5 separate regions of the Homo sapiens genome follow, and regions 1, 2, 3 and 5 are each linked to region 4. Evidence: chromatin contacts called from ENCODE Hi-C or POLR2A ChIA-PET data. All regions are on one chromosome and are shown on one strand. Each heading gives the region's core, a stretch centred on a gene start or an enhancer-like site at or near the end of the contact. The rest is flanking DNA. Distances are from core to core; before and after follow the strand shown. Region 1 holds the start of PALS1 (protein associated with LIN7 1, MAGUK p55 family member). Region 2 holds the start of GPHN (gephyrin). Region 3 holds the start of ZFYVE26 (zinc finger FYVE-type containing 26). Region 4 holds the start of SIPA1L1 (signal induced proliferation associated 1 like 1). Region 5 holds the start of GPATCH2L (G-patch domain containing 2 like).

The links. Hi-C counts contacts between places; a loop is a spot of excess contacts on that map. ChIA-PET counts read pairs that join two places held with the same protein, here RNA polymerase II (POLR2A). Pooled maps may share reads with other maps.
Region 1: a map of vagina shows a loop between it and region 4 (15-fold over the local background). The contact joins the promoter of PALS1 here to the promoter of SIPA1L1 in region 4. A Hi-C loop is called at or near these places in 2 of 168 maps with a recorded cell type or tissue (naive thymus-derived CD4-positive, alpha-beta T cell and vagina) and 8 of 50 pooled maps.
Region 2: a loop to region 4 is called in a map of ascending aorta, with 15 times the contacts of the local background. The contact joins the promoter of GPHN here to the promoter of SIPA1L1 in region 4. A Hi-C loop is called at or near these places in 2 of 168 maps with a recorded cell type or tissue (CD8-positive, alpha-beta T cell and ascending aorta) and 9 of 50 pooled maps.
Region 3: a map of naive thymus-derived CD4-positive, alpha-beta T cell shows a loop between it and region 4 (33-fold over the local background). The contact joins the promoter of ZFYVE26 here to the promoter of SIPA1L1 in region 4. A Hi-C loop is called at or near these places in 1 of 168 maps with a recorded cell type or tissue (naive thymus-derived CD4-positive, alpha-beta T cell) and 6 of 50 pooled maps. POLR2A ChIA-PET finds 5 or more read pairs at or near these places in 1 of 52 experiments (naive thymus-derived CD8-positive, alpha-beta T cell).
Region 5: a loop to region 4 is called in a map of CD8-positive, alpha-beta T cell, with 24 times the contacts of the local background. The contact joins the promoter of GPATCH2L here to the promoter of SIPA1L1 in region 4. A Hi-C loop is called at or near these places in 2 of 168 maps with a recorded cell type or tissue (CD8-positive, alpha-beta T cell and naive thymus-derived CD4-positive, alpha-beta T cell) and 5 of 50 pooled maps.

The regions. Positions count from the first base shown.
Region 1 is chr14:67,237,854-67,243,109 of GRCh38, reverse strand. PALS1 (protein associated with LIN7 1, MAGUK p55 family member) reads right to left here and starts at 1,675. Exons shown (of 15, transcript NM_022474.4): 1 at 1,577-1,675. LOC124903330 (a long non-coding RNA gene) reads left to right here and starts at 1,701. Exons shown (of 2, transcript XR_007064217.1): 1 at 1,701-3,820. It also overlaps a transcript of GPHN not described here. RefSeq lists a silencer at 1,094-2,063 and an enhancer at 2,044-2,323.
Region 2 is chr14:66,505,420-66,510,880 of GRCh38, reverse strand. GPHN (gephyrin) reads right to left here and starts at 2,734. Exons shown (of 23, transcript NM_020806.5): 1 at 2,290-2,734. The coding sequence starts at 2,353. RefSeq lists enhancers at 1,450-1,499, 1,750-1,909 and silencers at 2,000-2,149, 2,500-2,689.
Region 3 is chr14:67,814,112-67,819,123 of GRCh38, reverse strand. ZFYVE26 (zinc finger FYVE-type containing 26) reads left to right here and starts at 2,534. Exons shown (of 42, transcript NM_015346.4): 1 at 2,534-2,590; 2 at 3,078-3,354. The coding sequence starts at 3,161. RefSeq lists enhancers at 2,003-2,102, 2,153-2,322.
Region 4 is chr14:71,317,900-71,322,709 of GRCh38, reverse strand. It overlaps SIPA1L1 (signal induced proliferation associated 1 like 1), which reads right to left and starts at 2,234. Exons shown (of 24, transcript NM_001386936.1): 1 at 2,207-2,234; 2 at 1,529-1,588. It overlaps SIPA1L1-AS1 (SIPA1L1 antisense RNA 1), which reads left to right and starts at 862. Exons shown (of 4, transcript NR_184180.1): 1 at 862-1,036. RefSeq lists a silencer at 1,316-2,335 and an enhancer at 2,596-2,755.
Region 5 is chr14:76,148,630-76,153,784 of GRCh38, reverse strand. It overlaps GPATCH2L (G-patch domain containing 2 like), which reads right to left and starts at 1,863. Exons shown (of 10, transcript NM_017926.4): 1 at 1,794-1,863.

The DNA.
Region 1 (5,256 bases), core at 426-2,925, 4.1 Mb after region 4:
AATAGGGCATTTCAGTAAATAATATATAAAATTGATCAAATTTCTTGGAATGGGTGATAAATTTTATTTTTTCCATGACACAGCCCTCAGGAGATCCTGAAAACACGTGCCCCTGTGATGAGATTTTTAATCAAAATCATAATTCAAGATCATGTAAAAGCTAAACCCACTGTACTGACTTGGGTCACCCTCAAGTAGAACTTATATATTCTCTCCCGTTTTAACATTCTAAAACAAATTAATGTTAATCAATCCACCTTAATTTGTCAAGTTCAAGTCCGTCTTGCCAAAACTAATTCAGGTACATGGTAAAATTTACCAGATTTTTAAAGATAAAATAATGAATTGCTTTTCCTATTTTTGCCTGTTTTATCTATAAATCTCTTACATTATAATTTAATAGCTCATCCTGCCGCAAATAGAAAGCCTATAAAACCTATCCACAATAGCTATGTCCACAGGGATCTAGTAAAAAAAAAAAATCGTAGTTCTTAATTCAAGGAAGCTTATTTAATAAGTTTCATTACCACCAATACTTCAAAGACACCAATAACCAACACGTCATTTGTTCCTATTGCATAATTTAACAGGTTATTAACTTCTGGTATAATCCAAAAGCATAATTAGTAAACTATCATTAAAACATGATATTGCTTTTTTAAAAAATCAGAAATATTAACACCTTTCACTGCGTCAGTCAAATCAAAATTTCAAAATTTTTGTTCAACTGACTTTCCAAATCTAAATTCTTACTATTCTAAACGAGTATGGAGACAAAACACACACTCCATACTACATCTAAAAACTTCCTAGCCATCAGATTTTAATTTTAGCATAAACTGCCAAGAAAAACCTTTTGACCGAAACCTACATTCCGTACACATTACTGTATGTCAATCAACAGAAGGTGAGTTATGATCATTAGAAAGTTACATAATTTACTACAAAGATCGTTTAAAGCAAACTTCATTAAACGTAGGTTATAACAATTTACATGCTTCAAAGTTCAACGTGCAACCTTAAAGTATCAGAAACCATGAACAAAACTAGGCTTTTCTTTTAAAGTGGTCACAAGGAAGCAGGAACTGTTTGCGTGTTTAAGAACGCAATGAGCAGCAGAATACCAGCAGCTGAGTCAGGCAGAGGAACGCTGACTACATTCTGACTTCTAAAGGAAAGCGTTCCCTCGCCGATTTCCCAGACCCGGCCGGGAGAGTCCCGCGCGTCGCGACCTCGGAGAGAGGGCGCAGGGGGCAGACGACTCCCCGCCGCGCCCCCTGCACCTCGGGCTCGGCTGGCTGTGGCCCGCGCCAAGGTGCATGCCCAGCCAAGCAGAAGGAGCGGGCACCGCGCAGGCAGCGTTGCTCCGAGGGACAAAGGTTGGGCTCACACCCTCCACGGCCGCAGCTCGCGCGCCTGAGGAAGCCCGCCTGGCTGCCAGGGGTCTCCCGCTGGCCGGAGTTTGCGCAGCGTGTGGGGGAAGGGGAGCCCGGCCGCCCGCCCCTCCCCCGCCGCGCTCCCAGGGACCTGTTGATTAAGATCTCTACAGCCCAGCCGCCGCCGATCCGCCTCTTACCTCCACGCCTCGGCTCCGCGGAGCCTCCCGCCCCGGCCGCTCCTACGCACTGCAGAAGCGACAGCCCTCCGGCGGCCCTTGAAATTCCGGATAAAGAATCCAGAAACTCCCGACTCCCCACCTCAGAATCCTTAGTCCCCGCCCCCGCCCCACCGCCTGCCTCCTCCGTCGCCGCCGTCACCGCCGCAGCCGCCAGCAACTCCACTTCTAGACCGCGCGAGACCGGCCCCTGCGGCCGCCGCGAGACCGCGCACGCGCCCCCGGGACTCTGGCGCAGTGGGCGCGCGGATCCGAGTCCCACCCCGCCCGTGAGAGGCTGGCGCGGCTTGCCCAATCCCGAGCCGGAGCGGAGAGAGCGCCCGCTCATTGGTCCTCTCCGCAGCTCCAGCCGGGTGCGCGCAGTCGCGCGCCTCTAAGTCTAAAACGCGGACTGCTCCGGGCTAGCTGGCCCGGTAGAGCCCCTTCGGGATTTGGCCGGCGGGCTTTGTGGGGACGCGAGGCTTCCCTGGGTTTCTACATCCCTTGGCTCTTGTCTCTGGATGACGTATCCTGAAGAAAATCTGATTCCTCTTGAAGAGATTCCTCATGTCCTGTCAAGTTAGTCACCCAATCTAACATTTGTTTTTTTTAAAAAATGACATAAACACCTGGATGTGTGCAGTGTCCCGCAGAAGACTGCATAAAGCCAGCAGCTGCACTGATTTCTGAAAACCAGAAAGCAAGGATAGCAAGGACTAGAACTATTTCCCAGAAGTCTCCCGAAGGGACAGAGTTACGCAGATCAGCCCGTGCTCCGGGCATGGCTGGCGCCCTCGGGACCTGGATGTGCCACCCTTGGAATGGGGCAGGACTCAGGCGGGTGCGGGCGGAAGTCAGAGCAGATTGGAGGACGTTCTAAGGAGAAACACCAGCAATGTGTCTCGACACTTGCAATAAAAGCCCTCGGATGGTCTCTGTCTTGACAGTACCTTCCGAGCAAGCCCATTCCACATTTGAACACTTGCAAGGTTTGTTAATCGACCTCTCCTTCTATGAGGCCAAACTATGCCTGTGACTCCAGCCCGGGGGCACAGTTTCCCCCAGGGGCACAGTCCTCCCTCAAAGCCTTCGTATATGCCATTTCCATTTCTCTCGGTTTTCCTCATTTTGTCCCACGGTGTTTTTCCATCTCGCAATGTCCTCAGGTCCTGATTTTCAAGCTCTTTCACATTCTTCCCCATTACGCTCCTCTGGACAGCCTATGGGTTGTGGTGTCCCTCACTAAGGACACTGTGATGGCCTGAACGAAGCAAACCGTTGTTCCTGGTGGTGAAGATCTTTGGGGATGCCTACCCTTCCCAGATTTGTTATCCTTCTCAAATCTGATCAGCATTCTGTCCAAGTGTTTAATAAGACAGAGCGGAGGACAGAACTCTGCTGCATGCCACTAAAGACCTTAATGCTCCTGCCATCAAAAATTTCTCAGTAGGCTTCGAATACAGGTGGACGACACAACCGAACTGTCTTCTTGGCCCATATTCCTCCATAAAGATGCCATGAGAACTGGTGAAATGCCTAACTGAAATCCAGATAAAGTCTCCAGGATTCCTAGAAACTACTAGCCATACCCCAAAAGAAAAAACGGTTACTGTGTGTGACTTACTTCCTTTTCTAAGTTCTTTTGTTTTTGTTTTTGTTTGAGACGGAGTTTCGCTCTTTTGCCCAGGCTGGAGTAAAGTGGCGCAATCTCGGCTCACTGCAACCTCCGCTCCCCGGGTTCAAGCGATACTCCTCCCTCAGCCTCCCCAGTATCTGGGATTACAGGTGCCAGCCACCACGCCCGGCTAATTTTTGTATTGTTAGTAGAGACGGGGTTTCGCCACATTGGCCAAGCTGGTCTTGAACACCTGACCTCAGGTGATCCACCTTTCTCAGCCTTCCAAAGTGCTAGGATTACAGGCGTGAGCAACCGTGCCCCGCCTCTAAGTTCTTAAATATATAACATAAATAATAATTCAAGAAGCTTCCTCCAGCTCGTCAATGAATTCTTCTTTCTCTAGCTTATAATTTCTCATCCTTGGCACTATTGACATTTGGGCTGGATAATTCTTGTGGGGACTGTCCTGTGCATCATAGGATGTTTAGAAGCATCCCCAGCCTCTACCCACTACGTGCCAGTAGCATCACCCTCCCCAATGTGACAATCAAAAATGTCTCCAGACATCACCAAAGGTCATGGGGAGGAATGAGCAAAATCATCTTCAGGTAAGGACTGCAGATCTAGCTGTTCAAAGAAAGGACCTCTTTGGAAAGATAGTATATCTTTATCCGTAACTTCCAATCTCTTGGCCCCAGGCAGTTTTACAAAACAACAAAACACACACACAAAAAAAGCCTCCACCCAAATGAACCCGCCAAGTACCTAGCCTTGCTTCCTCAGCTGCTTAGATTCCCATACAGGACCCCACCATAATAAAATAATTATTAGTATGAGTGTGAGATAGCAGACCAGCTGCTTATCTCAAAATATGTGAAATTCCTTTTTAAAGTGCTATAACAATTCAGAAGGGCATTTTTTTCAGGAAAAGAAGTGCTATAAAAATATTAGTTATGGCCTGGCATGGTGGCTTACACCTGTAATCCCAGCACTTTGGGATGCCAAGGTGTATGGATCCCTTGACCCCAGGAGTTCAAAACCAGCCTTGGCAACATGGCAAAAACCCATCTCTACAAAAAATACAAAATTAGCTGGGCATGATGGTGTGTGCTTATAATCCCAGCTACTTGGGAGGCTGAGGCAGGAGGATCATCTAAGCCTGGGAGGTCGATGCTGCAGTAAGCTGAGATCACACCACTGCACTCCAGCCTGGGCAATAGAGTGAGACCCTGTCTCAAAAAAAAAAAGTTATTATTTTACCTCCTAAAGATATTTTCATGTTAAAAGAGGGCAGATCCTACAGCAAATAACAAATCTACTCTCTAGTGGGTCAGGTGCAGTAACTCACACCTGTGATCCCAACACTTTGGGATGCCAAAGCGGGAGGATTGCTTGAGCCCAAGAATTCAAAACCAGCCTGGTCAACATGGGGAGACCCCGTCTCTACAAAAAAATTTAACAATTAGCTGGGTGTGGTGGCACGCTCCTGTAGTCCTGGCTACTTGGGAAGCTGAGATGGGAGGATCCCTTGAGCCCAGGAGATCTAGGCTGCAGTGAGCTGTGATTGTGTCACTGCACTCTAGCCTGAGCAACAGAGCAAGACCGTGTCTAAAAAAAAAAAAAAAAAAGAAAGCAAGAAAGAGAAAGAAAGAAAAGAAAAAAGAAATCTATTTTCTGGTGAATTGAGCCAATCCCAGAATCTCCAAGTCATACAAATTACTGGTATATATGCAAAAACTGAAGGGTAGCTGAAAGAGTGAAAGGTATAGAAACTGGAGGCATGGTAATTAGATTAAGTTTTAGCTTTGCTGCTAGCTAGTTCTGTGATTTAGATGTGTGACAAGCTTCCTGGACCTAAATTTTCTCATCTATAATGTAAAGGGGTTAACTACTTTTTTCCCCCTAGTTTTAGGATTTGGTAGCCTCTGCATATAGAGTCTAACATGGATAGCATAGGAGGTTAAGAGAATATAATATTCCCCCCAAAATAGAATGAAATGGACAATCTGTGGTTTAAACCCCCCTGTCAGAAGGGCTGTTCATC
Region 2 (5,461 bases), core at 1,485-3,984, 4.8 Mb after region 4:
GACTGTCTTTAATTCCACTGTCAATGTTAATGTTACCTTCTCTCTAACATTTTACCTATGCCACCTACCCATTCCACTTCAGCTTTTCAAGGCCTTTACATTGCATTTTTATTTAGCTCAGAAGCCTCATCATCAACTATATATTTATTTATAAAGTGGCTGCTGACTTTCAACTCCCCTTAAAATTGACAGTTTCTTCTTGACCTAGTAAATGTATTAAATTCTCCCTTCAGGTAGTCACATTCTCTCCTAATCCATCTGAATACGGAATTTCTTTTGCAGTTAACCCCAAACTCATAGGTAATGTATTTAGAAAAGTTTTGCACAATAATTACATACAATGTTTCTTCATTTGTTTGCGTATCAATGTTATCCATATTAGACTGTAGGGACACCAGATAAGGGCTGCATCTTTCAAAGCAGTCTGTACAACACCTATCTGCTATGTCACTTCACAAAGGTAAGTTGATTCGTTAAATGAAACTATTATTTAATGGAAAGCTTAAGTAGAAAATGTTCATTTTAAAAATGTTTCTACGGTTTAACTTTTAAACATCTATGGCCTTTTTTATTTCCACAGACAACTGACATATTTTGGTTTCTCACTACTCTATTATTGTCAAAGAATGGCTGGAATTTAAAGTGCAAGTTGAGGGTAGATAAAAGATATACACTTTGACATCCCACCATCAGATTATTCGAAAATTGGCAATGTCAGCTCCAGGAATTCTGAAATACAACTGAATCTTCACATACCCAAACAGTTTCAGGACCAAAAGAAGAGAACAGCGCACCTTCTGATTTGGGGGTTCCCTTTTCTGCAACTGGTTTAGACTAGTTTCTCTATCCAAGGGTCTTTTAATTAGGAAAATTCAATTAATCACCATCGATATACGGAAAGAATACCAGGGAAAGGCAATCCTTTACTTAAAAGAGAAAAAAGGAGGCTTTGGATATCACCTTTTCATAAAATTCAGCAGCTAAATTAAGCTTTGCACTCAATATCTGCCGGCAGTCTCAGACATTTTTTTTCTACCTAATAATAAAAGCAAGTCTTATTCAATTTAGTCCCTTCTCGAGCACCGTCTCGACCTGTCAGAATTTGACAGTTAAAGAAAAAATTAAAAAAAGAAGTAAGGGAAACACTAGGATTCCCGTCCACACTGCTTCTTTTTCCGAAATCACATCACTGAGTCTTGGATTTCCTTCACTCCAAACTAAGCCCTCAGATTCCAAATATAGTTCTTTAACCCCCGTCTCGCCACTCAATTACACATAAACCTTGCCAATTACAGAACCACAGCAGAAACCCCTACAAATCCGCTTGCTGTTCATCTTGGAAGTCATGCCCTGCAGCAACTGCCGATCGCCGAAGTGACGGATATTAACCAAATTCAGCGCAACGGAATCAGACATGCAGAACACACACGGCTTTCGCGAGGGAGGGAAACGCGACCCGGGAAAAGTGCGCTCCTCACCAGCCTCGGGACGCTCTACCGGGGTGGGGGTTCCCAGAAAGGAGGGGGAGAGGAGCCCGAGTAGGGGAATCCTGCCCTCTCAAGTAAAAAGCTGGATCCCCGGCAGCAGGCTGCAGCCCGTCCTCGCTAAGGAAACGACGAGGCAGACAGAGGGCCTTTTGCGCGGAAAGGCAGAAGGCAGACACTTTCCGAGGTCCGGACGCAAGCCGATCCCCCATCCCCCGAGGGAGGCGAAGGGTGCCCCATGGGTGGCTGAGGGGACGCCCGGCCCGCGAGGGACAACCCGAGGAGGAGCAGTTTCATCTGATTAACACCTGAGTCTCGTCCAGGCAAGCACAGATACTGGCGTGGGGCCGCCCAGGTGGGGGGAAGGGAAGGAGAGGAAGGGGGTGGAGATGGGATTCCCCCCTCTCTCTGAAGAGCACTAGCGGAGGATGCGCCCAGGCCAGCCGAGAGCGGCATGCTTCAGACTGCGGAGCCGGGATCCCGCCGCCTGCACCGACAGCGCGGAGCCCCGCAGCGCCCTCCGCACCGGCCCCTCGGTCCCCGGGGGCCCAGGACTTTGCTTCCGAAGGCGCTGGGGCCTAACATCCCACGGGGTCGACCCCGGCTCCTGGGGCCTGGGGGAGGGGACCCGCGGGAACACCCCCAATCTCCGGCGGTTCTCAGCGGTTGTAAAATGCACCCCCGCGGTTCCCTTCTTCAGCCTTCCCTCCTCCCGAGGCCGCAGAGAAGGGCCACCACAGGCGAAAAGCCTAAGGCAATGCAGGGACAGCAGCCTCATAGGTCCCAGACCTCCTCCCCCGGTTACCTGTAAGGACTCCGACACGGATTTGATGGTCGTGGTTAGTAAGGATCATTCCCTCGGTCGCCATGTTTCCCAGCGCAGTCACCGCACTGACAGGAGCCGGGAGAAACCGGAGCCCGGAGCGCGCGGGCCGGGAGCGCGCTCGCCGAGGAGAGCGCGACAGCTAGGGAGCCAGAGAAGCGCGAGGAGAGCGGGGAAGGAGGGGGAGGCCACAGAGTGCACGGTGGCCTGCGTGGGGGAGAGGCCGCGCCGGGAGTGCGCGGGTCCGCGGGAGGGGAAGGAGTCAGGGCGCGCGGCCCCAAGTCCGGCAAGAAGGAGGCAAGCTTGGGGGGCGCGGTGGCCGCACGGGGAGAGCGCGCGGAGGCGGCAGAACGAGGCCGGAGAGTGTCGGAACGCTCTGCGGAGCGCGAGACCCAAGGCAGCTAGATGGCAGGACTGAGAGGAAAGGATAGCACACGCTCTGGAGGTTGCGGGGGCGGACTCGGGGACAAGGGCGGAGCTACACCCCTAGGCGTGGAACTCGTGGAGAGTGAGGGGAGGAGTGAGAGCTCGGGTGCTGAGTATTGGGAGCGGGAAGGAGCCGGCCCAGCCTGAGTAGGACCGCGGATCGCTCCTGGGCGCGCGAGTAGCACCGGATTGGCTGAGTGAACGCGGAGCGTGTGCGCGCGAGGCACGAACGCAACCTCGGCCGGGCCCCAGACAGAAGCAATCCCCTGCCGAGCCTGACACCTCGTTGGTTGTCCGCGCCTTAGGCTGGCTCTCGCCGGCGGGCCGGCTTTCTACGCGGGGGCAGCGAGGCTGGCTCAGCACCCCGGGCCTCCTCTTGCAACCCTCGGGAATGGCCGGCCGCCCCACTGAAAGCGCTGGGGAACCGAGAGGTGTCTTAGAAAGCTGCATGAGTGGCAGAACGGTGGCTACTATGACAGAGAGGCCGCCGTGGGCGAAGAGGGAGGTATCCTGTCCTGCCTCGTGCTAGCCGCTGGCTTCCTCAGTGGGCTCTCCCTGAAGGAGGATTTCCGCTTCACCTATGCTTTAGGATTCCATCTCCAGTCAGTGCCTGCAAGACGATCCTCACGTGCGAAACTGAGGAGTCTGAGGCAGGGCAGCTGGAGTGGAGATACCTGGCTTCTCTTCCTCCTGCTGTCCCACGGTTTTGTGGCCTTAAGCCTCTTCGCCATGAGCGCTGCTTTTAGATGAAAAGCATCAATCTCCTTAGCGAACGAGAACGTGTTCCACCTGAACCACAGTCCATTGCCGCGGCGATTTTCATTTCAGTATTCGTGGGATGTGAGATTACCATGAAAGTAGCTTTTGTTGCCATTTATTTCCATGTGCCTTTCATGAAACGTGTTATTAATCACCTGTGGCTATTCTACGTTAGTTTCTTACTATCGTTCTGGACCTTTCAACTTCTGAATTTTAAAAAGTTATATGCGTGTGTGTGTGTGTACACACACTCATATGTATATGTTTTCTCTTCTTAGCTGTAGTAACCTGGAGGCATAAAAGTGAAAAGCAAAGTATTAAAAGATGTATATCAGTGTTTATACACAAATTTCAAAGTCACTTTGATAGGTTTTTTTTTGGTTTTGGTTTTGGTTTTTTTTGATCCGGAGTCTCGCTCTGTCGCCAGGCTCCAGTGCAGTGGCGCGATCTCGGCTCACTTGCAACCTCTGCCTCCCAGGTTCAAGCGATTCTCCTGCGTCAGCCTCCCGAGTAGCTGGAACTACAGGCGCGTGCCACGACACCCAGCTAATTTTTGTATTATTAGTAGAGACGGGGTTTCACCATGTTGGCCAGGATAGTCTCGATCAAGATCTTGACCTCGTGACCCGCCCGCCTTGGCCTCCCAAAGTGCTGGGATTACAGGTGTGAGCCACCGTGCCTGGCCGATTATGAGTTTTTTATTGTTCCGTTGGAACATGAAATTACCCATCCTCTGAAGATTCACGTGCTTATGTATTTCATTTTAAATAATGGGGCCTAAAAGTAGATGATGGATGGAATTGAAGTGGGTAAAATAAATTAATGGCTTTTTTGCTTTTGTTTTTGTTTTTAGTATGTGTATTGCTGGTATTTTTGACAGTAATTAAAAATTTAAGCCAGGTCATGAACTCATTCCCTATCATTGTCACCTTAGATCCTGGTGGCCAACGGGTTGTTAACTAGTTTGAAATGAGAGATAAAGATAAGAAAGTATGTCCAAGAGAATGATTTCCGTTATCTCAAACTAAACATGAAGAGCAAATAGTTGGTTATATTGTTATCTTCCTAACCTATCTCTATTCTCTGCAACACACTCTAAATGATTAGAAAATATCTTGAGCTTATCGTCTGTCTTACATCTATCTTAGACGTAAGGTCTAAACCTGCCCACTAACAGGTTGTGACCCTAAACAAATTTGGGCCTTTTCCTTCATCCTTTAAATAAGATGGTAGACTAAATAAGTACCTTTTAAGTATAGTGGTAGACTAAATAAGCACTCCTTTAATTAGAATATTCTGTAATTATTCATGGAAGAAAACTGGCACTTTATTTCACAAATCAATAATAAGAGGACAAGAGACTAACTTTCTGCATTCATAAAAGGGGTGATGGTTAAATTCATTAAAATTTAAGTGGGAAGGGTGGATATGAATTAAATTTTCTAAAGCAGCAGTCCCCAACATTTTTGGCACCAGGGATCTGTTTTGTGGAAGACAATTTTTCCATGGATGGAGATGGGGAGGGTTGATGGTTTCGGGATGAAGCTGTTCTAGAAAACTGCAGATCATAAGGTATTAGATTCTGATAAGAAGCCACAACCTAAATCCCACGCATCCGCAGTTCACAATAGGGTTCATGCTCCTATGACAATCTAATGCAGCCACTGATCTGACAGGAGGCGGAGCTCAGGCAGTAATGGTTACTGCCTGCTGTGTGGCCTGGTTCCTAATAGGCCACAGATGGGTACCTGTCCATGGCCCAGAGTTTGGGGACCCCTGTTCTAAAGTATATGGAGGTTTATTAACATTCATTATGTTTTACTGACTGTAAGTATTAAAATTCCTAAAAAATAATAATGGAACTAAATTATAATGCTTGTCTTTCAACCGTTTTTCTTAAGTGTATTCATCTTTCTCAAATTCAGCAACCTTTTACAAACCTTACAAAGGAAAAACGCAGTGACTTTAC
Region 3 (5,012 bases), core at 1,285-3,784, 3.5 Mb after region 4:
GGGAGTTCGAGACTAGCCTTGGCAACATAGTGAGACACCCTCCCCCACCCCTCCGCCTCTACAAAAAAATACAAAAAATAGGCTGGGCGCGGTGGCTCATGCCTGTAATCCCAGCACTTTTGAAACTGCCCGATGGGTTCACCTTACCAGCTGCCTAGACAGAACCGATTTATCAGGACAGGGGAATTGCAATGCAGAAAGAGTAATTCACGCAGAGCCAGCTGTGCGGAAGACTGAAGTTTTATTGTTACTTAAATCAGTTGTCCCGAGCATTTGCGGATCGGAGTTTTTACCAATAATTTGGCTGGTAGGGGCTTAGGAAGTGGGGAGTGCTGATTGGTCAGGTTGGAGATGGAATCATAAGGGGTCGAAGTGAGGTTTTCTTAATGTCTTCTGTTCCTGGGTGTGATGGCAAAACTGGTTGCGCCAAATTACTGGTCTGAGTGGTGTCAGCTGATCCATGGAGTGCAGGGTCTACAAAATATCTCAAGCACTGATCTTAGGGCTTGCAATAGTGATGTCACCCCCGGGAGCAATTTGGGGAGGTTCAGACTCTTGGAGCCAGAGGCTGCATGACCTCTAAACTGTAATTTCTAAACTTGTAGCTAATTTGTTAGTCCTGCAAAGGCAGACTGGTCCCCAGGCAAGAAGTGGGTCTTTTCGGAAAGGGCTGTTATCAATTTTGTTTCAGAGTCAAACCATGAACTGAATTCCTCCCCAAAGTTAGTTCAGCCTACGCCCAGGAATGAACAAGGACAGCTTAACGGTTAGAAGCAAGATAGAGTCGGTTAGGTCTGATTTCTTTCACTGTCATAATTTCCTCAGTTATAATTTTGCAAAGGCGGTTTCACTTCGGAATGCTGAGGCAGGCAGATCACTTGAGCTCAGGATTTCGAAACCAGCCTGGCCAACATGGCGAAACCCCGCCTCTACTAAACATACAAAAATTAGCCAGACATGGTGGCAGGCACCTGTGATCCCAGCTACTTGGGAGGCTGAGGTGAGAGGAGCCAGACATTGCCTCAAAAAAAAAAAAAACCTTAATGGGCCAGAAAGCCATGTTACTTTTCTCAGGAATCGAGGACAATCCACCAATCACAGAAGAGTTTTTGGAAGAAAACGTTTTGTTTGTTTTAACTTGCTCTTTTCACCACCCTTTGGTGATTAAATAGTTTGGGAAATGCTGAATGAAATTACTAAACCTGAAACACACATAGTGAGGAAAGCTGAGAGTCTGTGATTAAAGCACACCAGGGAAACCAAACAAAAGGCTTGGTGTAAGGCAGCTGTGGTGAGCAAACCTAGTAAGCCGTTACTTCAAGAGTTGGTTTCAGGCTGGGAACGGTGGCTCACGCCCGTAATCCCAGAACTTTGGGAGGCCGAGGTGGGCGGATTGCCTGAGGTCAGGAGTTCGAGACCAGCCTGGCCAACATGGTGAACCCCTGTCTCTATTAAAAATACAAAAATTAGCCGGGTGTGGTGGCGCGCGCCTGTAAATCCCAGCTACTCAGTGAGGCTGAGGCAGAAGAATCGCTTATCCCAGCTACACAGTGAGGCTGAGGCAGGAGAATCGCTTAAACCCGGGAGACGGAGGTTGCAGCGAGCCGAGATCGCGCCATTGCACTCCAGCCTGGGAGACAGAGCGAGACTCTGTCTCAAAACAAAAGACTTGGTTTCAGATTATTGTGTTTGCGAAAAAGCCTTTGCTCATTCTTTGCTCTCTGATCTCTTATGCATACTTCTGTCTTATAATTTAGCCCACCGTCTCCTAATTTTTGGCCTGCATCTCCCTTGAGAAGAAGGACCTCCATTTACTCAACTTAGAGAATAGGGCCTAAGCCCGGTGTAGTGGCGCGCGCCTCTAGTCCCAGCTACTACAGGAAGGCTGAGGCTTAAGGATTACTTGATCCAGGAAGTTCGAGGCTGCCATGAGCCGAGATCACACCACCGCACTCCAGCGACAGAGAGACTCTGTCTCTAAAAAAATAAAATAAAGCCTAGCACACCGTTCAATTAACAGTTGTAGGGTAAATGTGCAAATAAATGAATGGAGTGAAGCAGAAGAATATGGAAATTCAGACCGCAGAGTTCCGGAACAAAAGAGCCCAGTAGATAGAATAATAATGGAGGAGAACCCAGTTCTCCTAGCTCCGGGTATCCCCCGCGCCTGGCAAAACACCATCACTGGTTGGCGTTCAATAAATGTTGACTTCACATGTTAAGGAGATAAGAGAGTGGAAGAAAAAAAAAAATCCAGGGTCACAGTTCTTCCTGCCACCTGCTCGGCCGAATGCAGAACTGAAAGTATTGAGCGCCGGAGCTGTCACAATTGAGGGAGATGGTCCGCAGCCAGGTAGCTGATTTCCTCTTTCCGAGCTTTCTAGCTTTCCCTACTCCCGGAGAGGTGGCGTCACGTGACTCAAACAAATATGGCACTTAATTTTCATCTTCCCTGCCTTGAGCCAATAGGAGTGGGGCTTTCAGTCTTTGTCACCACCCCCACCACCGCTGTTCGGAGTGGGTTCTGTCACCTGACTCGGCTCAAACATGGCTGCGCTGAGAGCTCTATTGCTTTGGGCGCCGGGAGCAGGTGAGTGTAAGACACCCCTGAGAGGGAGGGGCCCCTCTCCACGACCCCCGCAGAGAGCGTCCCTGCGGCCCACCCCCACACTGCTTTCCACTTATGACACAGATTCGTCTCCTGGTCGTCAATCCTCTGCCTTAACAGAGGGCTCAAACTAGGGAGGTTCCTGCTGAATTTCTCATTCTTGAGGAGGCGACCACCTGGGGATTTGGAGTCAAGACTGGGCATAACGTTCAGTAGGGAATACGGACGTAGAGTTATGGGTCTGCGCCCGGAGCAAATATGACTATTAATATTATTAAATATAGGAATCCGCGTGAAGAGATGGGATCCACCCCTTGAAGAAAGTGTTTTCAAAAAGTAACGTGGGAAATTAAACTGAAAACGATACTTAGGCAAGCAAGTCCCGCCTTTCCCAGGCGGACCAGTAGTTGCTGCTTTGTCTTAATACAGTGCCTTCTGTTTCTTCTCACTGGCGTTGTGTTGTTTCTAGGAGGTACTCCGCGAATGAGAACATTGAGAATGTGTTCGGCATAACTCATTTCTTTGTATCTCCCTGCACTCTGTGCTGGGAAAATGAATCATCCATTTGGAAAAGAGGAAGCTGCTTCGCAGAAGCAGCTTTTTGGATTTTTCTGCGAATGCCTGCGGAGGGGAGAATGGGAGCTGGCACAGGCATGTGTACCTCAGCTACAGGAGGGACAAGGGGATATCCCAAAGAGGGTAGAAGACATACTTCAGGCATTGGTGGTGTGTCCAAATCTGCTGAGGTAAGGGATCTCTTTTCCTACCAGACGGTCCCAGGGTGAGAGACATGTGGTTCAATATTTGGGCATTGGTCAATGTGCCCCCACTCAACTACCCTCTGAAGAATAAGCAGAGGCACAGTGTATTTCACGTGCTCTGAAATTTTACCTCTATAGTATACATCCATTACTTAGTCAATATTGGCTTTTGATTATCATCTGCAACTGAATGTAAGCCTGGCTGCCAAAGTGTGCCTGAAACTGCCATTTCTTGTTTATCCTCGTTAATATAGATGGTGGAACTGCATTGAAAACTATTTTCTTTGCCTCCAAAAAAGCAAACCCTGCTCTCTTCTTGCTTATGAGATTGAAAATATTGTTGTCGCTTTACTTAAAACTTTTTATTTCGAAATAATTGCAGTCTCACAAGAAGCTGCAAAAATAATGGAGTCCAGCGTATCCTTTTCCCAGTCTGCCCCAATTGCGACGTCTCATACAGCTGTAGTACAATATCAAAACCATGAAATTGACATTGGCACATTACTTTAAATGACACTACAGAGTTTATTTGGTTTTCAGCATTTTCTTAATCTGCCTTCATTTTTTCATTTGTAGTTTTATGCAGTTTTATCCATATATAGATTCATGTAATCCCACTGTAATAAGGATCAGAACTGTTCCATTACCACAAAAGAATTCCCTCACTCCTTGGTGCTACCTCTTTGTATTTATACAACAACCCCTCCTTGTTCCCTGGCAACCACAGTTCTCCATCCTTGATTTTCAATGAAGTTCCTCCTGGTGATGCTAGTAACCACTGGTGATGTAGGAGTCAAATGTACCGTTTTAAGTCTTTCCTTGGGTTTTCCTTCCTTTGACTGTTATGCTATACTGTTTACATATTGTATTAGCACATATACGATGGAGAAACTTAAGTGATCCCTTCCTTTTCTTTTTCTCCTTTAATTTGAGATCTAGCCAGTTACCGTCTAAATTCCTAACTTCAAAGAAAGGCTTATGAATTCCTAAAGTCCTGTTTTTAGCATATAGTTAAAAATAAATTTGTATGAAGTTCCTTTTTTAAGACTGTCTGATTCACTTTCTGTATTAAAAATATGCTTCAGATAGTATTAGCTATTATGGTTTTCTCGAATATTATTTTATTTTAAACTAAGATAAGGAGGTGGAGGTGAGATTAAGGCTTTTTATGAAAGCTGCTAGCTCTGTTCTGGTTCTGATTTGTTTGTTTGTTTGTTTGTTTGTTTGTTTGTTTTGGAGACAGAGTCTTGCTCTGTCACCCAGGCTGGAGTGCAGTGGCATGATCTAGGCTCACTGCAACCTCCGCCTCCCAGGTTCAAGCGATTCTCCTGCCTCAGCCTCCCGAGTAGCTGGGACTACAGGCGCCTGCCACCGCACTTGGCTAATTTTTGTATTTTTAGTAGAGATGGGGTTTCATTATGTTGGCCAGGTTGGTCTCGAACTCGTGACCACAGGTGATCCACCCACCTCAGCCTCCCAAAGTGCTGAGATTACCGGTGTGAGCCACCTTGCCTGGCCTGGTTCCAATGTTTTACTGAACTGTCATATACATTTAAAAATATCTCATTAGGGCAGTGTCTTGCCTGTTCAGGTTTAAAACAGAATAAGCAATGAAATCTGTCTTGGATGACAAAAGATGAAAG
Region 4 (4,810 bases), core at 985-3,484:
ATTCATCCCCCAAATCTCTTATTTTGCCTCTAACCATTTATGTGGAAACAATCACTCATCATTTTAAATGCACTGTTAATTGTTAATGCTTTAGCATAATTGATTCCATGGGAAAAATGTTTTAATATTAATATTGTAGTTAATAACTGGGATGTCATCTAATAGTTGGACACATCGGTGGCCATAATAAATTAGCTGAGACCTACTGTTATTACCACTGTTCCATATTATCCTCTTTTTTAAATCCTGGTAAAGGTAGCTTAATTGCAGCTTTCAAAAAACGAAGAGAAAAATGACAGTCGTTAAATCAGGATTATATAGAAAACTAATATTATTACTAAACTGGCTGCAGAATTCAGTATGATCTAACCTTGCACGTTTCCAAAAGATTCAGTCAGAGAATCTTTGCCTTGGACGGATACTCCATAGGAGAAAACAGGAGAAAGTTGACACTTAACTCCCACAGAGTACCAGCATAAAGACAATGGCTTTAAGAGTCTGACTCAGAGTTTCAACATGAAAGGTTTGCTTTATAGAGGAAACGCCAATCCCAGTCCATCCAGATAGACCTGGAACCTGATGAAAGTCGACACCTTTATTCTGAAATTTGCATCACATCGCTGGCTCCAGTTTAGAAACATGATCGTTTCACAGGTAGTATGCATTTCAGCGAATGCTGCCTCTAAACTACCCGTCAGGAAAAATAAAATCTATAAGGTAATCGTAGTCTAGGAGCCATCAATCCCCAAATGCTTCTCTTAGAAAACGAATGCCAACAATTTAGCTAAACATCTTCCTTGGAAGTGAGCCATTTCCCATGTCTCTCTGTTCTCCAAACCGCGATGAAATTTCAACCTGCCCAACACGATTACTGGTCCACCTAGAAATGCCGTGGAGCGATTTAAGAGCCTCGGAAATTTCCTTTAAGGTCAGGAGAGAAGCTGGTAACAGATGGGGCGAAGGAGGAAAAGTTCTTTTTGCGGCACCCTCACGCCTTCCCAGCCCTTTCGCGGTTTACTCGCTCCCCGGAAAGCAGGTTAGAGCATCCCAAAATTTCATGTCCCCAAGACCCCCAAAGGGGAAATTAACCACCCTCGGGCACCGAGCTGTTCGTCTCCATTTCCCACAACTCAACCAACTCGGCCTGCCTACTCCAGCTCAGGCTGCAAAGCGCTCACCCAGGTGACTGGAGGGGAAGGGTCGCCAGGTGGCGACCAGCTCAGCGGGGTGGACGCAACCGCCCGGACCGGGACGCGGGTCTCCTGGCCTCCCGCAGAGACGCCTGCCCAGTAGTTGTGCAGATTCGGGTTCTGGGGTGCGTGCGCGCGCGCCGGGCGCGGTGAAGCCGGACTCGCCCCCGCCGGGCTAAGCTACCAGCAAGCCACCAAATCGAAAATCAAACTTTAACCGGCCTCCTGGGGTCCTGCTCCGGGCCCTGGACCCCAACCCCGGCCAGAAACAGGGCAGGGGGCTGTCAGCCGTCCTGCACCCCCGCTCCCCCCAGGACCCGGGCGCGGGGACCACTTACCGCTCGGCCCGGCCTCCCGGTGCCGCCGCGCGTCCCGGGCGCGTCCGCCGCGCGCTCTCCCTGGGGAGAAAGAGAAACCGTGTAGACGGCCGGCGCGCGCTCACTCGCCGCCTCCTCTGCGGAGAGCGGCGAGGCCGGCCCGAGGCGGGCGCCGAGCGCGGAGCGGAGGGGGGCCCGAGGGAGGCGGGGGTGGAATCAGCCCAATTCCCGAGGCTGGCTCCGAGGGGGACCCGGAATACAGGCTGGCGGGGGGCCGGCGGGGGCCGAGCTCCCGGAGGAGGGGAAGGCGGAGGTGGCCCCGTCCTTGGGCATCAACTATTGTCTAGGCGCCCGGGCCCCCGCTCGCGCCGTCCCCGAGGCTCAGCGCCCCCATCCCGCCCGCCAGCAGAAAGAACTGAGGGGGCGGCCAGTACGGGAAGCAAGTGCGGGGGTCCGGGCTCCGAAGGTCCAAGGTGGGCGCGAGGTTGCCGGGGGGGGGATGAGGAGGTGCGTACCGCATGGGGGAGGGGACAGGTAAGTGCGGACGGGGGCGGGAAGGCCCCAACGACCGGTGGGGGAGGAAATGGGGAGGGAGCCACAGAGGCGGGAGGGAATGGAGTGGCTGCGGGGGCGGCCTCTGGGGCCCAGACCTGGCCCTCCCCGGGGACCCTCCAGCCGGGGACTCGGCGCTGCACTGACTTTTCGCTCACTCGCTCACGCACGCACTGAACTCGCTCACAAAGTTGCCGGCAGTGGCGGCGCCTCACTCGCCCTTCCCCTCCCCGCCCCGCCTCCCGCCCCATTCCTTCCCCTCCTTCACTCCTCCCTCTCCCCCAAGTCTCGGGTGAGATCACCACGGAGCGGCTTAGCGCGGCGCACAAGTCTCGCGAGAGAAGCGGCGGCTGGGCCCTGCAGGCGGAGGAAGTGGAAAAAGTCGCGGGAGGGTAGGGGACCGCGGAACTTCTGGTTGCTATGACGACGGCAAAGCCCTGGATTCCTGTCTCCTGCGGAGAGCAGAGGCTGCAAACGTGGGTGCAGTTTTCAACCTGCCCGGCGCACTGGCGGTGGGGAAAGCTAGGGGTGGTTGCGGAAGGATAATTTTTAAGCCGATTCAAGAGGGCATCTCGAGAGGACCACAGTCATGATATCTGGCCAAATTTGGCAAATGAGACTAATGTATTAAGAGGTTCTGGGACAGGTTTCTGCCTTTCTAGGCAGCACATATCTGCACCCCAAATTTCTACTATATATTCAGTTTTTCGGCCTTCTCTTTCAATCTAATTCCTCCATCCCCACACTCCCCATGCTGCCTCCCTCCTCCTCTTCTCAACTCGCAAACACACGCAGACTGGGCTCCTTCAGGAACTGGCTCATTCATCTCTGTATTCTCAGCGCCTCTATAGGCTTGGTCCATACTACATATTGGCCACTTTTTTGACAAGTTGAACGCAACAGTCCATGCCTGTCCTCAGTACTTGCCTTTGGCCCTAACCTAGAGAGTTCAGTCAAGTTTGGACTCTATCAAGCTACCCTCCCATTTCTGTTAACACCTTGTCTTTTTCAATGGTAATAATCTCTGCTTTCTCCATATTTTTCTCGTAAAAACCCTATTCACCATGGTGAGGGGAACTTTTTTTTTAATCATTAGGCATCCGCAGACGCCTTTATACGTACTCCAAAATGCTAGTAAGGATGAAGATGAACTCTCCTCAGCCCGTGTCTTTTAACTGTAGAAACTTTTCTGAGGTGAGGGTTATTATATACTCACTGCCTAAGTAAAATGGATATTATGAATAGAAGTTAAACTTTAGATTTCAAAATGAATGAGTAAAAATAGATACCATTGTATGTGGATTATATCTCAATTTTTAAAATTCCTATCCATGAACATGGGGAAACCATTATTTAACTCAGTCCCACAGAACTAGAAACCTAAAGCATAACCTAAGCATATGAGGACTAGGCAGTCAAAACTTGTAAGTCACTTGCAAGTTTAAATCCTGTCAATGAAAGTTTGTGTATTAGAAACCTAAGTGATACTAGACAAAGTCAGCAAACTAGGGTTTACGTTTTTCTGTGCCACTAATAATTGAGTCTCCTTGAGAAGTTATTTAATCTCTCTGATTCTTCATCTGTGGGGGGTACCCCACATGTTAGGTTATTACAGCTTTAAAATTCTATAGCTGGCCGGCATGGTGGCTCACATGCATAATCCCAGCACTTTGGGAGGCCCAGGTGGGAAGACTGCTTGAAGCCAGGAGTTTGAGACTATCCTGGGCAACATAGAGAGACCCTGTATCTACAAAAATAAAAAATATTAGCTAGGTATACTGACATGCACCTGTAGTCCCAGCTATTCAGGAGGCCGAGGCTTGAGAATCACTTGAGCCCAGGAGTTAAAGGCTGCAGTGACCTCTGATCACACCACTGCACTCCAGCCTGAGCAACACAGTGAGATCCTGCATCTAAATATATATACACATATGTATGTGTGAGTATATATATATATATATATATATATATAATTTAATATAAGAGCTCTTAGACCTATAAAATTTTCCAATAAATAACAAATCTTCCTTTTACAGCAAATGATAAAAAAAGTTTCATCTTATAGTAGGTCAGTTTCACAAAGAGTAGCTATATGTTGACAATTTTCTTTAAATGTTGACAATTTTATTTTAAAATTTATCTTGTCCCAACTACAAAAACAACAAAAATATTGACCATGTTACAGTAATTTCAAAGGTAATCTATAGTTCATGATTTGCTTTTACACTAACTCAAAGCAGATTCCTTGTTATTTAATAAATACTCTAATTAAAACCAAAGACCCAAACTAAATACATCCATACTCCCAAAATAACTATAAGGAAAGAGGGAGGGAGGGAGGAAGGAAAGGAAGGAAGGAAGGAAGGAAGGAAGGAAGGAAGGAAGGAAGGAAGGAGCGAAGACTAGATCTGTGGAAGGAAGGAAGGGAGGGAGGGAGGAGGGGAAGGACGGAGGGCCTCAGATTCATTTACTGGTGTGTTTAATATCACATTTTCACAAAGAAACACAATGGAACATCACCATCAGTCCTGTGAATCTGTTTTAAGGAACCATTTTTCATAACATTGCAAAATATTATAAATCAGTTGTTGCTCATTTGTTCTGGCTTAGCTTTTAACATAATTTTGCCCTTAAAAGATGGCTGCCAATCTACATCCACCAACGCAGTACAATTTCAGGACCATCTGTTTTATGACTCCCAGATAGCCATTTGAAATAATTGACCCAAATGCTAGCCAAATCTATTAACAT
Region 5 (5,155 bases), core at 614-3,113, 4.8 Mb before region 4:
AAGGAAGAATGCAGTTTTCGTGATCCAAGAAATTGTAGTGACCCAGGTTTGAAGTCAGAATGGAGAAGAGACTAAGTTTGCGCCCATTCTGGTACCAACTACCACCTGGAAGCTACCAGGTATAGAACCTTATACAGTATGTCATATATTTTTGAATAATTAACAATTTTTAAGCCCCTCTCCTACCCTCCAGAAAATAAATGTTGGTCCTAGTTATGTGCTTCAGTGCCACACAATCACAGAAAACTAGGATACAATAGCAGCTGAAATGACAGGGATAGGGTGAAGTTTCTAAGATTTCTGGCCAAACTGCTTTCCAAAATTTCTTATTTTTCTGTTCATCCTCAAACCAAACATCACACTTCAGGGGTCACTTCAGAGACAAACATTTCAAGAAATGACAGTAGTAGGAGCAATCTTCAAAATTCCCCCTTAAGGGGAAATATTTAATTTGTACAGCATCTAATTAAATACATATTAAATTTTTAGCACTTTTCTCTTGCCTCTATGCCCAAAGTATTTCAAGATCAGCTTAAAATTCTAAGTGGTGCCACTCTCTGACCATATTCCCATTCATTCAGTTTTCACTTTGCAAAGGGCTTTCTAAAACCTATTTTCATGCTGTGCCTATGCCAATGAACTTAAAGACAGGAAAACAGTCCTCTGGCTTATCTGCCACACCTGTAGGAGCAATAGTGACACCTACTTCCAAAACTACCATACAAACGAAGCTTCTCAAAGTGTCCAAAAGCACATACATTTAAACAAGACCAAGTTCTTTTAAGCATTAAGAAGTGGTTTATCAACACCTGTGAAAAGAAGGGGAAAAAATGGGAAAAAAAAAAGTGGATTAAAATGCCATGATTGAGGTTTGGGAGACAACTGTCCCTAAGACCAAAATAAAGAAACAAGTGGGAACAGCATGTCAAAATCTACTTCCCTAATAAAGAATTACTGCTTTAAAAACTCAGGCAACAAAAATACAAAAAACAAAAACAAAAGAACAAATAAAAACCTCAGGCAGAACAGCACAAACTTGAACATGGAACGAAGTCATCAAACAACTTGCAGTCGAATGCCTGTGCAGAATCCTTTCCTGCCTCAAAGCCTGTAATTCCAACAGTAGTGACAAAAGAACCCTAGAACTCCCCATCTCCAGTCGCGGATGCACACTCTCGAGAGGACCCGGCGGCCAGGCACGCACCCGGGCAGAGATGAGGCTGAGTCACGCACAGGAAGGAACGGGTAGCTGGTGGACAGCAAGTAAGAAGAGAGACAGGAGCAGGGTGGAAGTGAGGGGCGGAGTAGGAGGTGGGAGAGGCAGGAGGCAACTGCTCATTTGGGCTCACGAGGGGCGGGGATCGGCTCTTCTAGGGCAGAAACTGCCAAAATGCAAGTCTTGGCGACTGAGCTCCCTCCGGGATCGGGGGTCGCAACATGGCCACATATATGACAAAAACTGTGTTTCGAAGGACTCTCCACCACGCCCCGGCCCGTCCCTGAGGGCTGGGGCGACCATGGCTCGGGACACCAAGCCCTCAGGCTGCAGCCCGCCCCAGAGAGGCAGAAAGAAGAAAGGGGAAGAGGGGGCTGTGGCCCCGGAGACGGCCCGACCCACATCCCCAGGGATGGGGACAAGGGCCCTGAAAAGCAAGGCCCCACCACCCTCACCCTCCGGCCGTCTGCCGCAGCCCCAAGACGCCCTTAGCCGCTCAGCCGCGGCTTGGCGCTCCGATCCCCTCTGGTACTAGCCCCCAGGACCCCAACACTCTCAACCCATTCCTCCCCCTCACCAGCTGCCGCAGCCACCTCCAACGGCCGCCGCTTTTTGGGCCGACTCTCACCGCCGGGGCTTCCCTCTCTGACCTCATTTCCGGTCTGGGCCGGAGGGGTGGGGCGGTGGCGAGTGGGAGGGGCTGGCTGCACGATTGGGCCCCTGACCCAGTGCTTCCGCCCGTGGCCACACCCACTTCCGCCCCGCGGTGGGCGGAGCCACAGGAAGCCAGGAGATGGGGCAGGGGACAAGGAGGGGTGTTGAATAGGGTCTGGCCGGGAAAGGGCGTCTCAGGGGTTGAGGTGCCCCACGTGGGGAAAGACCCCTGCATGCTGGCCTCATCTTCCTTAGGGGCTTCCAGAAATTGGGCGCTAGGCAGGGATGTCAGCTTATCTCTTGCTTTCTGACCTTTTTAATGGGTCTGTGAAGTTGAGGGGAAATGGATCTTAATGACGTCTACCCTGTGAGCTGGTACAACCTTTGGAAGAGGTTGTTTTGCACTGAGTTACTCAGAACATTTCAAATTGCCTTGAGCAATAAAACAAGTGATATTGGATTATAACTCAAAGTACAAAAGAAATATTCATGAGCCCATGCCGATATAAGTGATTGAATAAATTAACGAATGAGGAAGAAGAGATAAATCCCCCACAGAAGAATCTCAAATAACTTATGTAGACAGCCATCCTGCAGCATAACTTCTGCCTCCTTAAATGTGGGCTGTGCATAGTGACTTCCTTCCCAAAAGTACAACATCTGTAAAGGGGAAAATGAGTGATTTTACAGGGGAGAAACCTGGCAAACAGTAATTCAGCCAGGTGATCAAGACTATGTGCTAAATCATGTTGATAGTATGTGGAATGATATATGATGAGAATGGCACTTTATGGTACTTTCCTTCCAAATCTCATAACCCAGTCTAATTATAAGAAAAAAAAATCAGACAAACCCGAATTGAGGGACATTCTGCAGAGTGCATGACCAGTATTCTTCAAAATTGTTAAGATCAGCAAAGGCAAGGGAAGTCTAAGAAACTCAGAGCCAAGAGGAGCCTAAGGAGGCATGACAATGTAATATGGTGTCCTGGGTGTGACGCTGCAATTGAAAAAAGAACATTAGGTAAAAACTAAGGAAATCTGGATAAAGTATCAACTTTAGTTAATCATAATGTATCGGGCCGGGTGAGGTGGCTCACGCCTGTAATCCCAGCACTTTGGGAGGCCGAGGCAGGCGGATCACCTGAGGTTGGGGGATTGAGACCATCCTGGCTAACAGGGTGAAAACCTGTCTCTGCTAAAAATACAAAAATTACATGGGCATGGTGGCACGTGCCTGTAATCCCAGCTACTCGGGAGGCTGAGGCAGGAGAATCACTTGCACCTGGGAGGCGGAGGTTGCAGTGAGCCAAGATCGCACCATTGCACTCCAGCCTGGTCTACAAGAGTGAAACTCCGTCTCAAAATAATAATAATAATAATAACGTATCAATATTGGTTGCAATTGTGAGATGTGTTATACTTCTGTAAGAGTGAATAGCCTGGTGTGGTGGCTCACACCTGTAATTCCAGCACTTTGGGAGGTTGAGGTGGGCGGATCACCTGAGGTCAGGATTTCGAGATCAGCCTGGCCAACATGGTGAAACCCCGTCTCTACTAAAAATACAAAAAATTAGCCAGGTGTGGTGGCACATGCCTGTAGTCCCAGTCCCTACTCAGGAGGCTAAGGCAAGAGCATCGCCTGAGCCCAGGAGGCGGAGGTTGCAGTGAGCAGAGATCGAGCCACTGCACTCCAGCCTGGGCGACAGAGTGAGACTCAGCCGTCACAAAAAAAAAAAAAAAAAGTGAATAATAGGAGAAAGTGTGAATTACACAGAAACTGTAACAATCTTCATAATTTTTATCTAAACCCAAAATTATCCTAAAATAAAAAAGTTTATTTAAAAATATGCACATACCTTGGACCCTGAAATTTTGCCCCAAAGAATTGTATTCTAAGGAAAAATTGGAAATGGGCGCAAAAATGTTAAATATAGGTAAATCATCTCTGCAGCATTTCTGAGGGAGAGATGAGGAAACTAGAAAAAGCCAGAAGTTCTACAACAGGGGTTAGTTAACTAAATTATGGTACATCTATGGGTGGAATATCTTGCAACTTTTAAAAATTAATGTTGCAAAAGAATATTTAATGACATGAAAAGCCATCGACTTATGATTGTGTACATTTCTGCATGACTGTTATACTTCAATAAAAAGATTACTCTAAAAATGTAGAGTATGATTCCCATACAAAGGAAATTAAATCTATACTCGCAAAGGAATATGACCAGAAGAAGCCACCATACAATATCCGAAATGGTTTCATTATCAATGATTATATCTCCTATCTATTGTTTTTTGTGGATTTTCAGAATGTTCTATAGGTGAAAAAAAGTCAAGGTAGGAGACAAAGATAGCTGAGGTTTTGAGCTAGGGCAACTAAGACAATGGTCAGTGCCATCTGCACAGCTAGAGAAGTCAAGAAGATAAACGGGTTTAGTGGAAAGATGATTAATTCCATTTTGGACATGCTGAATCTGTGACTCCCACAGGACAGAAATATGGAAATGTTCAACAGGTGTCCACAGCCTTAGGCCTCTTTTCTGCATAAGTGAAAATTCTCTCCCACAAATCACATCTGTTCCCACGGTGTTGATTGCCTGCATCAGCACTGAAAGCTCCCAAATTTCTTGAAATCCAACTTATATTTTCATTTTTCTACTAGATAGCTCCACTTGTTCACCTCACCAGCATTTCCAATTTAAAATGTCAAAAATAGGCCAGGCGTAGTGGCTCACGCCTGTAATCCCAGCACTTTGGGAGGCTGAGGCGGGTGGATCACTTCAGGTCAGGAGTTTGAGACTAGCCTGGCCAACATGGTGAAACCCCGTCCCTACTAAAAATACAAAAAATTAGGCAAGTGTGGTGGTGGGCGCCTGTAATCCTAGCTACTGGAAAGGCTGAGGCAAGAGGATCACTTCATTCCAGGAGGCAGAGGTTGTAGTGAGCTGAGAGCACACTGCTGCACTCCAGCCTGGTGACAGGAGTGAAACCGTGTCTCAAAAATAAATAAGTAAATATAATAAAATGTCAAAAATAAAGCTTAGTTTCTTCCACAGTTTCTTTCTTCCTTCCTTCCTTTCTTCCCTCTCTCCTTTCCTTTTTTTTTTTTTTTTTTTTCCCAGACAGGGTCTCTGTGAAATGAAAGACAGAGTGAGACCATGTCTCAAAAAAAAAAAAAATTGGAAATGGGCTCAAAAATGTTAGATACAGGTTAAATTCTTCTCTGCAGCATTTCTGAGGGAGGATTGAGGAAAGTAGAAAAAGTCAGAAATTCTACAACAGG